3 separate regions of the Homo sapiens genome follow, and regions 2 and 3 are each linked to region 1. The links are chromatin contacts, found by Hi-C in ENCODE. All regions are on one chromosome and are shown on one strand. Each heading gives the region's core, a stretch centred on a gene start or an enhancer-like site at or near the end of the contact. The rest is flanking DNA. Distances are from core to core; before and after follow the strand shown.

The links. A loop is a pair of places that touch in the nucleus more often than their neighbours do. Pooled maps may share reads with other maps.
Region 2: a map of OCI-LY7 shows a loop between it and region 1 (2.8-fold over the local background). The contact joins two enhancer-like sites. A Hi-C loop is called at or near these places in 2 of 168 maps with a recorded cell type or tissue (OCI-LY7 and endothelial cell of umbilical vein) and 5 of 50 pooled maps.
Region 3: a map of heart left ventricle shows a loop between it and region 1 (3-fold over the local background). The contact joins two enhancer-like sites. A Hi-C loop is called at or near these places in 4 of 168 maps with a recorded cell type or tissue (Caco-2, MCF 10A, heart left ventricle and 1 more), 1 of 37 single-sample maps with no recorded cell type and 1 of 50 pooled maps.

What each region holds. Positions count from the first base shown.
Region 1 is chr18:10,516,061-10,520,409 of GRCh38, forward strand. No RefSeq gene overlaps it. Among named protein-coding and RNA genes, the nearest start is that of NAPG, 7.8 kb to the right of the region's middle. Within about 2 kb of position 2,636, at least 16 of the 41 ENCODE cell types and tissues checked have a DNase peak (open chromatin) inside an H3K27ac peak, as active enhancers do.
Region 2 is chr18:10,267,678-10,272,026 of GRCh38, forward strand. No RefSeq gene overlaps it. Among named protein-coding and RNA genes, the nearest start is that of LINC01254, 140 kb to the right of the region's middle. Within about 2 kb of position 2,539, at least 12 of the 41 ENCODE cell types and tissues checked have a DNase peak (open chromatin) inside an H3K27ac peak, as active enhancers do.
Region 3 is chr18:10,334,260-10,338,608 of GRCh38, forward strand. No RefSeq gene overlaps it. Among named protein-coding and RNA genes, the nearest start is that of LINC01254, 78 kb to the right of the region's middle. Within about 2 kb of position 2,597, at least 2 of the 41 ENCODE cell types and tissues checked have a DNase peak (open chromatin) inside an H3K27ac peak, as active enhancers do.

The DNA.
Region 1 (4,349 bases), core at 1,386-3,885:
ACTTTCTGCTTTTAGTTACATCTCTTTTTTTTACTCAAACAGTTTGAAAGAACTGACGGAAAAAAGCACCTTATTCCAAGTTATTTGTCCTGGTCCTGGTAACTTGGACTGATATTAAGAGTCCCAGTTTAGATCCAGAGGCTGACTGTGAGAAATAGAAGAAATCCTTAAGCAGAAGGTCCTCCCCTCCCCTCCAAGCTGGCCTTGGCTGCTTCCATCAGCTGTGGGCCATGTCATCCTGGCTTTTGTCCCTCACTCCTCCCAGAGAGTTAACCCATGAGCCATCAGTCAGAGAAGTGAGGGGTGGCACACAGGGGTTGGAAACCTAGGCTTCTCCAGTTGGTAAATTTTTCTTCCATTAGTAAAGAAGGACTAAAACAAAGAGGTGCGTGAGTGCACTGTGACATTGGTGCTCTAAGAAGACCGTGCTGCAGAGGAGAGGATGCATTGAACAGAGGCCAGGTTGGTGGCAGATTGACTAATCAGGAAGAGCAAGTTGTCCAGCAGGCCGGGCTAGAGAAGGTGTTGACAGCAGCCAGGATGGGGAGCAGTGGACTTCAGCAGGAGAGGTTAAGGAATCTTGGGATTCTGAATCCTTCAAGTTCGCTCCATTGAAAGTACTTTATTTCCTAATATTATCAGTGTCTCAATGGTCCCGAGATGTCTACAATCATCATTAGAAGTGTCTCCTAAATACCTGTGCCCCAAAGAGAAGGTCACTTGGGAGTAGGGAGACCATAAGTGCTTGAGAGGCTCTCAACCTGGCTGGACTGCTCTCCGTGCAGTCTGGACATCAACAGCTACATTCAAAGATCTCTTAGGTCACCTTGCCTTCTGTAAACCCAATTGTGCTTAGTTGCCTACTGAGTTTAGGTAACCAGGGAGATTTATAGGGGAGGAAAAAATACAAGAACAAGGTGGAGCTGCAATGTTTCTGGAATGCAGGGACAGCATGTCTCGTTTACTGAGAGGACACATGTTTAACGGCAGTGCAGGCACTGGCAGGGTTTTAGTGGCTCTCCTGCACCTGACTGGCTTGGGCTAGGAAGGATTTGCCATCCCAAAGCCCGTGTACTCCCACGCAAGTCAGCTGTGAGGGATTTCAATGCCTTCTGTGAGCTCAGAAAGGATTCTCTGATCACATTTCTAATAAACGCTCTTGTGGGAAGATCATGAGAACAACAGTACAAATGATGGCTCCTATTTACTGAATGTTCCCTATGTGTCCATTCTGTGTAGGCGCCTTGGAGGTATTATTTGTAAAACTGACAGTAGCTCCACAACATAAGCATTTAGTATGTTTATCTATTGCTGCTTAACAAGCCATCTCAAAGCTCAATGGATTAAAACAGTATTATTGTATCTCCTGATGATGTGGATGGAAAATTTGGACAGGGCACAGTCAGAGGAGCTCCACTCAGCTTCACGGTTGGAAGCTTTGCTGGGACGGCTCTAATGGCTGCAGCTGGGAGATGCGGGGCAGCTGGCCATTGCTTCTCTGCTCATAGACCTCTACCGGGGTGGCTTGAGCTTCCTCACATCATGGCAGCCTCAAGGGAGTTGCACTGTTCAGGGTTCCAAGAGCTATTTCATGTTTTGAGAGATGGGAAGTGGGAGCTGCCTGTGCCTTGAAGATTGGGCCCTGAGACTGGCACAGTATCACATCCTTGTTCTTTTGGTCAAAGCAGTCACAAAACCCACCTGCATTCAAGAGGATGGGACAGAGTCCCCCTCTCAATGGAAGAGGGTCAGAGATTTGGCTGCCATTTTTAATCCACCACATTATTATTCTTCCCATTTTATAGGAGAAGAAACTGAAGCTCAAAGAAACCAGATAATATATGTCTTTAAATAACATAAGAAATACTGCTGAGGTTTGAAAGTATGACTGACTCTAATCCATTTTTCTTTCTAGTATACAGCCCCGCTCTCTTAAAATGTGGACATTTGATCTTCTAAGATAAGACTTTTTGAGCCACAAGCTACTCTTCTGATTGGATGTAGAACAAAACATAGCAAGTCATCGTCCACGTTCTTTCTAAACTTTGCATCGTTGAATGAAGAGGCCCTATCTAATAAGCTGTAGAACTGAACACTCCTCTTCAGTTTGAGAGGCTGTTCAAGGTAAAAGAGAGGGAAAAATGGAAGTGAATAAAATCACAAATTTAAACGATAAATACCTGGCTTGGGGAAGCTTTTTTCCCCAGAGGATAGAAATATATTTACATTATGAAATAAGTTGGAATCCAATGGAAACCCCTTGTTATTATTAGATTTCCTCTTGAGAAGGATTTATAAATGAAAACACAACTTGCTATTTTAGTATTTTGTTTTTCAGGGAAGAAAAACCCTTTGCAAAAACAAATTTAGAAGAAAAAACTTATCCATTTCAAGCTCTTGTTTATTTTCTTATTTACCAGGCTAAAACTGTCTTCTTTCATCTCTGATTATGTTGGGAGCTGGAGAAAAGAGGGTTTTTATTTTGTTTTGTTTGCTTTTTTCCTTTTCTCTAAATCTGGAAGGTCTCTTTTCATTTGTGGGCAGTGCTAAACCTTTCCTTATCCACAACTGCGTTTCTGAATCCACAGCCTCCTCCAGCCGTAACTGTGACCCAAGGGCTCCACGCAGTGGGGGATAGGAAATGAAGGATGAGGGCAGTCACATGTGAAACGGCTGCAGTGTTCATCTGTGATCTGGTGGCCCCACTGAACAACAGTGGCCATGACCCCGCTGTGCACCTGCTAGCACACAGCTCCATGCTCCTTTGCCATGTGTCCCTCCATTAGGCTGTGATTCCTCCTCCTCAGCTCCACAGGAATCTGGAAAATAAGGGTCCTGTGGCTGCTTTTGCAATCCTAGTACACTTTGAGAACGTCATGTTCCAGTAAGCTTTATATAACGTTCTAGACCATTAGAGCCTTTTCAGCTTCCTTATTAACATTTATTCATTTCTAATTACACGAGTAGAGGGAAGTTGCAAGAAATGTGTCCCTGAAGATTTTCAAACTTAATGCAACCATTGCATAATTTTAATCCAATCTTCACAAAGGGAGTCATGTGTTGCTTTTCTAGCCAAGTCACCCTTGGCCCCTGCAACCTCGTCACCTCCCCATTCTCCCCTGGAATGTGGGGCCAGGCGCCCGCATACTCTGCCTCACAAATTTGCTATTCCTTCTTTATCGGCAACTATCTTTGTCCAGATATCCCAGGTCTCAGGCCACCACTCCTTCAGAGCTTTATTTCATTGTCACCTACCTGGTGAAGAAACTCACCCCACACTCACGGGTGCCCTCCCATTCCCACATCCTGCTTTGTTTTCCTGAGTGTTGACCCCCTCTAGCACTGTGTCTACACCGCCTTAGCCAGTTTCCTACTGGACTCCACAACCCCACCCATATGCCCTGTGCTAGAATGTCAGCTCTGTGAATCCCTGCTGCATTCAGGGCTGTCTCCCAGAGCCTAGAACAGTGCCTGCATGGAGAAACCATTCCACACATACTTGTTGAATGAGTGCCTAAAGAATGAATAGCATAAACCCAGTCCACAGCTCTTTATTCCTGGCAGCTTCCAAACGTGCACTTCTTGAGGAATTCTTAATTTGGAAGACATGTTATTTAAAAAAATTCATTAATGCAGTTTGTGAATGAGTAATTCACAAACTTCATTAATGAGTCATGTTTTATGTTGTATTCTTTCAATTTTGCCTACTTTATATTTGTACAAAATGTAACTGCGTGAATATATCCTCCTTGAAAGAAAATGATTGCTGTATATCTATGGGATGTGGTTTTCAAGAGAGAACATTTATAGGTTGGCACTAGGCTATCTGCAAGTGGTCTAATGAAATACATGACGGGTTTCCACTAAGCCAATTCAGTGTGTTGGTTTTATCTTTTATTCAAAGATAGCTTGCAAAGGAAGATCTGTATTTTTCTCTCTCTTTAAAAATAATATTCATCAAAACGGTTGTGTTCGTTAGAGTGGATTTAACAGAGATCTGTTGTTAAACATTTACAATGCTTCATCTCTTTCCAACATTACTGTACTCGGACAATGCTGCCTCACTTTGTGTACAAAACAGTGAGAGAGATCGCTTTTATGTGGAAAGTTCAGTTATGAATGCGAAATGTTGCCAGAATCTGACTGTAATCCCAAGAGGCAGAAACTAACCACTTTTGTTTGGACGGCTTGCAGCTTGTAAAGGCACGTGCAGGCAGCGCCACCATGTGTTTTCTGAAGAGACCCATAAGGCTACGCGGGAGAAGGAATGAACGCCAGGACTCTCCCCAGCCAACGTATACCTAAGTGGGACTTCTCAGTATAATATGCTTGGCGCATCTGTTAGGGGT
Region 2 (4,349 bases), core at 1,289-3,788, 250 kb before region 1:
GGCCGTCACTTGGCTTCCGGCACTAACCTTTAGGGACATGTTTGCTGTTCCTCATACACTTTCACAATTTAAACGATGTAGTGGATAAAAATTTCCCAGGATTGGCCGGGCGCGGTGGCTCACGCCCGTAATCCCAGCACTCTGGGAGGCCGAGGCGGGTGGATCACCTGAGGTCAGGAGTTTGAGACCAGCCTGGCCAATATGGTGAAACCCCATCTCTACTAAAAATACAAAAATTAGCCAGATGTGGTGGCGGGCGCTGTAGACCCAGCTACTCGGAAGGCTGAGGTGGGAGAATCTCTTGAACCCTGGAGGCGGAGGTTGCGGTGAGCTGAGATTCCGCCATTGCACTCCAGCCTCGGCAACAGGAGTGAAACTCCCTCTCAAAACAAAACAAAACAAAAACAAAAACAAAAAAAATGCCCAAGATCCATGGAAGTGGAAAAAGTGCTCTATTTCTTTATTTTTTCTGAATCAAATAAAATTGGACTTAATTTTCTACTATGCAAGCTTAGGGAAAAATTCTATTTCAGCCATTGTTCAGGGCTTTCTCCCTCTCCCTCTCCCCTCCTCTCACTCCATCTTTGGATTGTACAAGGAAGGAACTCATTGTATAATTCAGTCAGTCTGTGCTCCTGCGCTCGGCAGTCTGCTCCTCGGTCCGTTTGGAGGTGGGCAGTTTTTGGGTCCCTCCAAGCTGGCCCAGTGAGATTCCCTCAAGGCCCCCTGTGGGGGTGGTTAGAGCCTCACCAATCCCACTCCCTTCTGGGCGGACACACCCCAGCTTACGTAGTGGTGAGGTTGGGTTTAAGGAACTGGGTTCCAGCCAGTGGGATGTGGCAGAAGTGATGAAGGCCACCTCCTGGAAGGGCAATAAAGCCCCCTGTGTAAACCTCCAGGCCAGCTCTGTCCACCACAACTCTCTGCAATGATGAAAATGTTTTATATCTGTGCTGTCCACTGTGGTAGCCACTGGCCTCATGTGACCAAAGACTTGAATTTAAAATTTTATTTAATTTTAATCAATTTAAATTTAATTAGCCACATGTGGCTAGTGGCTACCACGGTGGGCAATACATCTCTTTACTATTAATTCTTTCCTGTTCGACAGTGTCCTTGGAAGTCGTGTGTTCTGCAAGGCATAGCTACAAGATTGAAGCAGCCTGGGGCCTTTGGTAGCCATATGGAGAAGAACTAACCAAGGAAGCTGCTTTAACAGCAGCTTGACTCTCTTTGTATTTCAGAAGTTTCGGAGTGTATCTGTAATGCAGCATAACTTGGCCTATCCTGACTACTAAAGCTCCCAAGGCCTCACAGGTACCCGTACTGCTGTCCCATCTGAGTTCCTTCCCAACCCAGTCATCCAGCCAGCTCGGGTTCCTGGACTGTGGAGCCCACACCTGCCCAGTTCTTTTTCGATTTCTTCTTTAGTCAATCCCTTCTCTCTTCAGCCTTTGAACTACCCAGACTTTATCCACATCTACCCCGCTGGGACAACCTGGCCTAATTATCCTCACTGGGCCTACACCTGGGGGATAAAAAGTCTATTTTGGTTTTTCCTCCTAGGCCCTGCCTAGCAACTTCTCTTTTTTTCAACTCTATTCTTGCCTAATTAGTCTGCCACAGTGAAAAACAAAGCACAAAATCTCTGAATAAGTACTGTACTAAATTATTAATAAATCATCTAGCTTTAACTGCAATTGCAGAGCTCTGGGAGTGGAGATAAGGGAAAAAATTATTTTCCTTTATTCATGCCAAGTTGGCACTTTGGTCAAAGGCCTGAGATCCTGGCATGGGAAGTTCCACGGAAACAGTTTATTCAAAAGTATAACTTAGCTGGGGCAGGGAACTCAGCTCTCACCCCACATCCACCTGGGTCCAAAATCAGCATCCCATAAAATGAATGCATTCCATGGTGTGTTTAGGAAGAAGTACTTATTTTACTGAAATCTTCAGCAAATGAAAAAACAGAGATGAAAGATCCCAGCTCACACCTCTTAGTAAATTAAATTTCCCATCCAACTTTTTTTTTATTCCACTCCCTACTCCTGCTGCCCACATTTTTCTCCCCTGCCAGTGGTGTCTTTTCTCCTCTTACTTACCCCTTGTACAGCCTCTAAGAATTCCTTCTTACATCCTGAGCAACTTAGCTTTCCCCCTCAACTTGTATCCCTCATTCAGCAAAACAAAAGGTCCTGGAGTTAGTGAGACAGTCATGATGTTTCCTCACATGGGTCCCTGGTGAAGTGGGGTCAGCCACCACCCACCACCTCCTAAAGCAGTTTAACAAAAACAAATAATACTATCAACCCTATTGTTAGAGAGGAACGTTAACAGTTTTCGGCCACAGCCTGGCCATCTGCCTTTTTCTTCCTTTCAGATTGTCTCATGTTATCATTCTGCAGGAGGGGACACCTTTCTTTGTTAGTGACTGCAGCTGAAGTCATCTACGTCCTGAGATGTTGTCCTTTGAAGGGTGCCTGCCTTTCTTGACCTGGCCTGTTTGTTCTCCCCCAGTCATAACACAGCTCCTGCCAGTTCTCTGGCCTCCGTGAACTCTCAGCTTTGACTGCAGCTGGATGGCAGGAAGCTTGTTCTGGCCAATGCTCATTGTTCCTAGAGTTTGTTACTACATTAATGGTTCAAAGCAATCATCTTCTTTTGCTCTCATTTTGGAGTCCCGTGTGTTTTCCCCATCCGCCTCTATTATCCCGAGCGCCTTATTTTTCCTCTTGATCCAAACCAAACACTGTTTATCAGTCATAGGAAGGACTTTGCAATGTTTCTGCCCACAGTGCAGCGTGATACACAGGGCTTCCTGTGTAAGCGTGGCCTCACTCCAAGACAATGGAATAAGCCTGCAGGGTAGATCAGAGAGTCCTAGACTGGAATCGCTTGTACTGGGGCCACTGAGACAGATCTGTCCTTTCTCTGCCTGTGTCATTGATCCACAGAGAGGGCCTCAGATGTTAACTTCAAAAGCTAGGGGTGATCGGACCTTTCTCAGGGAGGACCTGGTTTGCATTGAGGGCGGCTCAATAAAGAACAAGAGGAGTGATTCCTGTTGAGCAGCAGAGGTTGTAGAAACGCTTGTACTTCTAAAGCTACTCTGAGCCTGATAAAACTCATGGGGTGCTATCCCCCTGCAGCCCACTGGAGCTGGAGGTGGTTGATAGGGTCGCATCCACTCTCGCTCTTTGGAGACATCTGTAGCTGTGGGCAGACCCCTTGCCTGACTGAGGAGGCCGAAGGAGAGAGACATCCTTCCCATCGCAGAGCCTCTGCTCACCATGCATGTGAATTTGTCAAGCTCCCTCACCTGCCAGGGGCCGTGTTTCTTTATCTGTAACCCAAGGAAGCTGGACTCTTGATCCGTCATCCTGTGCTATTAGGGGGGATTCTGTAAAGTGCTGAGTAGATAGTACAGAATGTGCAGGTGACTTGGCTCATGTATCAAATGATGAACACTCATGGAGTCCCTCCTGGGTGGTAGTAGGAATGGTGCTGGGCACTGGGAATACAAGGACAGCTAAGAGACAGTCTTTGCCCTTGAAAAACTCACAGTCTAGTAAACAACACACGAATAAACAAATAATTGTGATTCAACATGTAAGTGGTATACTCTATGTAGGTGAGTACAGCGTGCTTGTAGGAGCCTAGAGAGGGGCTGCTGCTGCTGCCTGGAGGCCTGAAGTGGCCTTCTAGAGATATTTGATCTTTACCAGGCAGAGAAGAGGCTGCGGGAGGCCCATGAAGAGTGTGTTCCAGTTAGAGGAACAGCCTGAGCACAGTGCGTTGTTCTTGGAAAGTGGCCGTCATCTCCCTACTCATCCGTAGTTGCTGCTCCCCAAAGCCGGCCACATGAGCCCATCTCTGGTTCATGCCTAAGGGGACCGGGGGCAGACATGTGGTTTCAAAGAAGCCAGCTTATAGCTTGTTTAGGGCTCCATGACTTGTGGCCTGGATTGCAGAGATGAGCTAGCCAAGCCAGTCATGGCTCAGGATTTTCACATTGGGAAACAAGGAGACTGTTGCCAGTTGTCTGGGGGAACTGGGGTGACTTTGCATGAAAGGAGAGGCTGAGGCAAATCATGGGGGCTGAACCATGGGTGTGCAGAGTTGTGCTGGAGTGTAAACCATGGAGAGCAGAGCAGCACAGGGATGAGGAGGGAACTGGCCCCATAGCAAGACTTTGTGTTTGCCTCTTCCTGGCCTGGTGGGTTTTGCTGTTTAGCCTTTCTTTTTGGGCTCCTTGCATCACATGTAAAGTCAAAGTTCAGGCTCTGTACACATGCATGCATCATCCTAGGGCTGTCATTTCTACCAGATAATTCCTTTTCCAACCACAG
Region 3 (4,349 bases), core at 1,347-3,846, 180 kb before region 1:
GTTCTAGTTTAATTAACCAATGTATGCACCAAGCTAAAGACAAACTCTCTTATTAGACAAGCCAATGGGATGGAGAAAATAGGAAAGATGGAGAGGACCAGCTCTCCAGGAAGGGAGATGCAGCGCTGGAGGACAGGAGCTCTCTGACCAGCAGCTACCTGGCTGCAAGATATTCAAGGCAACCTACTTTCTCCTTTCTTTAAACCCCCGTTTCTAAGCAACCTTCTGACCACTGCTTTTCTCTCCCAGTCCCTTCCTACTCGGCAGGTGCACCTTGGATGACAGTCCAATCCACAGGAAGAGTCTTCCTCATAGTAACTTAATGCTTTGCTGGTTTGGGCTGCAGAGCAGTCTCTCTCTCGAGGTGGGATAGTGTGAGTCCAGCATCGGCAGTCTGACTTTTGCTGATGGTGCTGCTAACTGCTAGCTCCTGGGTCCTCCACGCTGAGGACCAGAGTCTAGATGATTTGAGTTGCCTACGGTCCTGCCGTAAGGAGAGTCCGTTGAGTAATACCGTCCCCTGTCTGGGAGTACTCTTTAGATTTAGTCAAAGACACTGGGAATCCAAGCCTTACTATCGGTTTCTTTGGATTTCCCATGAAGTATTCAGCATAGTGCTTTACTTAAACAGGTGCTGAAATCATTCACTGTCTAGAAATGTGGAATATTTGCTTTTTAATACTTTAAGATGATCGTCTGAATGGTCTGCCATCCTAGTGTGGACCTCAGCCAGACACATTCCTGAGTGATAACCTTCCCCGGGCATTTCTGCACCCACCTGTGCTCTGAATGGAGCTGCAGTGTCACATATGAGACCCTTATAGGTCACCTGAGGCCTCTTTCCTTCTTTTCCGTGTTCTTAAAACATCTTTGCGATTTTTGCTACTCTAGATTGATAAGAAATTCCCCCTTCCCACACAATGATAAATTTTGGTTTGTTGCTCAAGATAAAAATGATCTGTGAATAAGACTTTGTCATAAAATGAGCTGTCTACTTCCTAAGCTTATTTGAGTCCTGACCCCCAACCTGCAAGGTGGCTTGTCATCGTAACTCTTCTTGTAATGTGACTTGCTTTGTGGAACTTATTTCATTCTTTATTGCTTTGTAAATTGTTTTTTATATTCTTCTAGCTCCCATAAATTGTCAGCATCCAGAAAAGTTCCCTGTTATAGTTCATCTTAGAAATGCCCTGTACAAAAATGATCCAGTAAAGAGCTCAGTCCCTATTTTTTGAAAAGAATTATGCCGCTTCCTGAATATGGCTCCCTTGAACTTCTCAAGCCTCACTCTTACCTTATCACACATTAAAGCTGGTTCTAATCTGTTTAGTGTGATGTCAACCTGGGAGAACTTAAATTTTTGTAAAAAGCCACACTTTTAACCTATAGGATTCCACGAGAAATAATTGATATTTCTAAGGTGAAAAATGTCACTAAAGGAAGGAAGGGCTATGCTCTGTGCCTTTCCACCGAAGAACTGCAAGAAGCTGTGGTGCTGGATGGCTGGGGGTTGGGGGAGAATGGTGGTGATGGCCAACCCAGGGGCCTCTTCCCCACCCACAGGCCAGGAAGTCCAAAAAGCCGGTGGGTTACTCCAAGTATGTAATTGTTATGGAAACAGACCCGCCCTCTCCCTTGAACCATCTGTTTCAATGTTAGAGTTTGTTAATTCTAGGGAGTTTTTGAATGTCCAAGTTTTAAATACTTTGAAGGTTATAATGATAGTTTTCCCTTAAGACATAGGTTGTTTAATAGTGTGTTAAGACATCGCTTAACTCTTATAGTACGCAGTTTTCTAAAAATGGAAAATGTGGGACCAGGCACCGTGGCTCATCCTGTAATTCCAACACTGAGAGGCCGAGGTAGGAGGATCGCTTGAGCCCAGGAGTTTAAGACCAGTCTGGGTAAAATGACAAAACCCTGTCTCTACAAAAAAAAAGAAAAAAGAGGTAGGAGGATCGCTTGAGCCCAGGAGTTTAAGACCAGTCTGGGCAAAATGACAAAACCCTGTCTCTGCAAAAAAAAAGAAAAAAGAATCCAAAAAAAAAGTCTGGCATGGTGGCACCTGCTTGTACCTGTAGACCCAGCTATTCAGGAGACTGAGGTGGGAGAATCACCTGAGCCCAGGAAGTCAAGGCTGCAGTGAGCCATGATCATGCCACTGCACTCCAGCCTGGGCAACACAGCAAGACCCTGTCTCAAAAAAAAAAAAAAAAGAAAGAAAAGAAAAAGAGGGAAGCTGATCTTTAAGGGACTTATGGCCTTAAAAAGAGAGAGAAAGAAGGTCAACACAAATAAAGTGTGTAAAGACACAATGGCAGCAACCTGTAAACATAGACATCTATGGAACAGCTGGGCAGAGAGGCACACACAGGCGATAAGGGGTTTTCACAAGAAATTTGAACAATTAGAAACATTTTGCAAAGCCCAGAACACATAAATCTGAGCAAAACAACCCTTCCAGGCTGGCAAGAGGAGAAGCAGATGTGACGTGGGAACCACTTAGAGAGGGGACTGTTTGTCCTTAGTGTCCCCTCCTGTGACCTAACAAAAGGTCCTCATGGGGTGCGCCCCGCCCGCCATTCCCTTGTGCTGGGTTTTGTGCTCCATGGCCAAGGTCTCCGCCCAGGGTCCCTTGCTAGGCAGGCCACGCGAAACACGCAGTGCACGTGTGCACACGCCATGTCCCTGGAGGGCAGGAATGTGGGTGTGGAGCAAGAGCCCGCAGGCTTCGGAGGCTCCCCACCCCAAATCTTAAGAGCATAGTCATTAAGTGTCCTCAAAATACTTAACAAAAATAGCCTGAGACATTAAGAGCAAGGCGTTTCCATTACTAGCACTACCCAGCTTGCTAATGCTTGCTAGCCCTGTGCTTCTCAAATGTGAATGATGTAGAACTCCCTCAGAAGGGAAACATATTCTGTTGCATCCCTAGAGTTGACCTAAACGTATTTTTGTTACAGTATTTACATACATAAACACTACATTAACATAAATAAACACTACATTATGTCTAGAGTCCTTATATTCTTAATCAACTCTAAAACCTGGAATTGACTGGATTACATTTTCCAGTATTAGGCAGAATGAGGGCTCAAGATAAAAGTTCAGCACAATTAGACAGATAGAAGATTGCGTTTTTGTACCCAAGATGATGTGATTCTGAAAAATAGACCTGCTACAATATGTTCAAATATATACACAACCTTTAAAATCATTTCATATACCTGCATAATGATATGAGTATCACTTTTTAAGAAATGCTGCTGTGATGGAAATTAAAGCCTATTAGTCCACAAAGTTAAAAAGAAAAACATCCCTGGTGGGAAGAATACATTTACCTAATTTCCCCAGGTTTAACCTGTAGAGTTCCATGAAAAATTCTTGATGTTTCCAAGTTGAAAAAGGTCACAGAAGGACCCAGTATGGAGAGCTATGCTCTTTCCACTAAAGAGCAGATTCAAGCCCTTGGTGCAAGGCTAGTGGGATGATAGGAGAATGGTGGTAGTGGCAGAATATGTCTGTTCTGTGAGAATGTCTTTAAGTTGATTTTTGTTTGGGCGTTAATCTTTAAAATGTACTTGCGTTAGAGACTTTTTCTCCAGATCACAGACGAGGGACAGAGTCCACCAGGTGAATGGAATAGCAGGAGCTGCCCCACCTCCCCTGACCAACTCAGCGAACCTGGGTTTGAAGAAGATGGAAAGAGGAGAGAATATCTTGCGCATCTTGAGCAAAATATGTTCTCCCGTCTCCAGTCTCCACGTTTGTAAAGTAGAGCTGAGAGGACTTAGCTTGTGAGGCGTGCCAGTGTGTGCCCTGGCAGGCAATAGGCACTTGATAAACATCATTTTCTACTCCCAGGATTAGTTTTTTGCTTCTTAATGATTGAAAGCAGGTAGGCCATTAAAAGGATGTTCAGAAAGCACTCCCATTGCACACAGTATCTTCTCCTTGTCCACTGGGGTGGGCAACAGCAGGATCCCTTCTCACGTGCCCAGATGAAGTAGGGAAAGTGTTGACAGGGATGGGAGCCAGGCCCCCAGATTAGTGAACCCTGGAATAGATGGACACGGCAGAGCGGGGCCCACAAGGAGATGCCTGGGGGTGAGGAGCGGCCCCAAGGGAAGATGGGCTAAGAGTAAGAACAGCCAGGATGCCTGTGCAAAGGGCTTGTTGGGCTGGATGTCTGTCGTCCCATTTTTTTCCTTTGTTTTATTCTTTTTAAAAGTGGATTTTTTTTTTTTAATAGAGTCTCACTTTGTCACCTAGGCTGGAGTGCAGTGGTGTGATCTTGGCTCACTGCAGCCTCAACCTCTTAGGCTCAAGCCATCCTCCCACCTCAACCC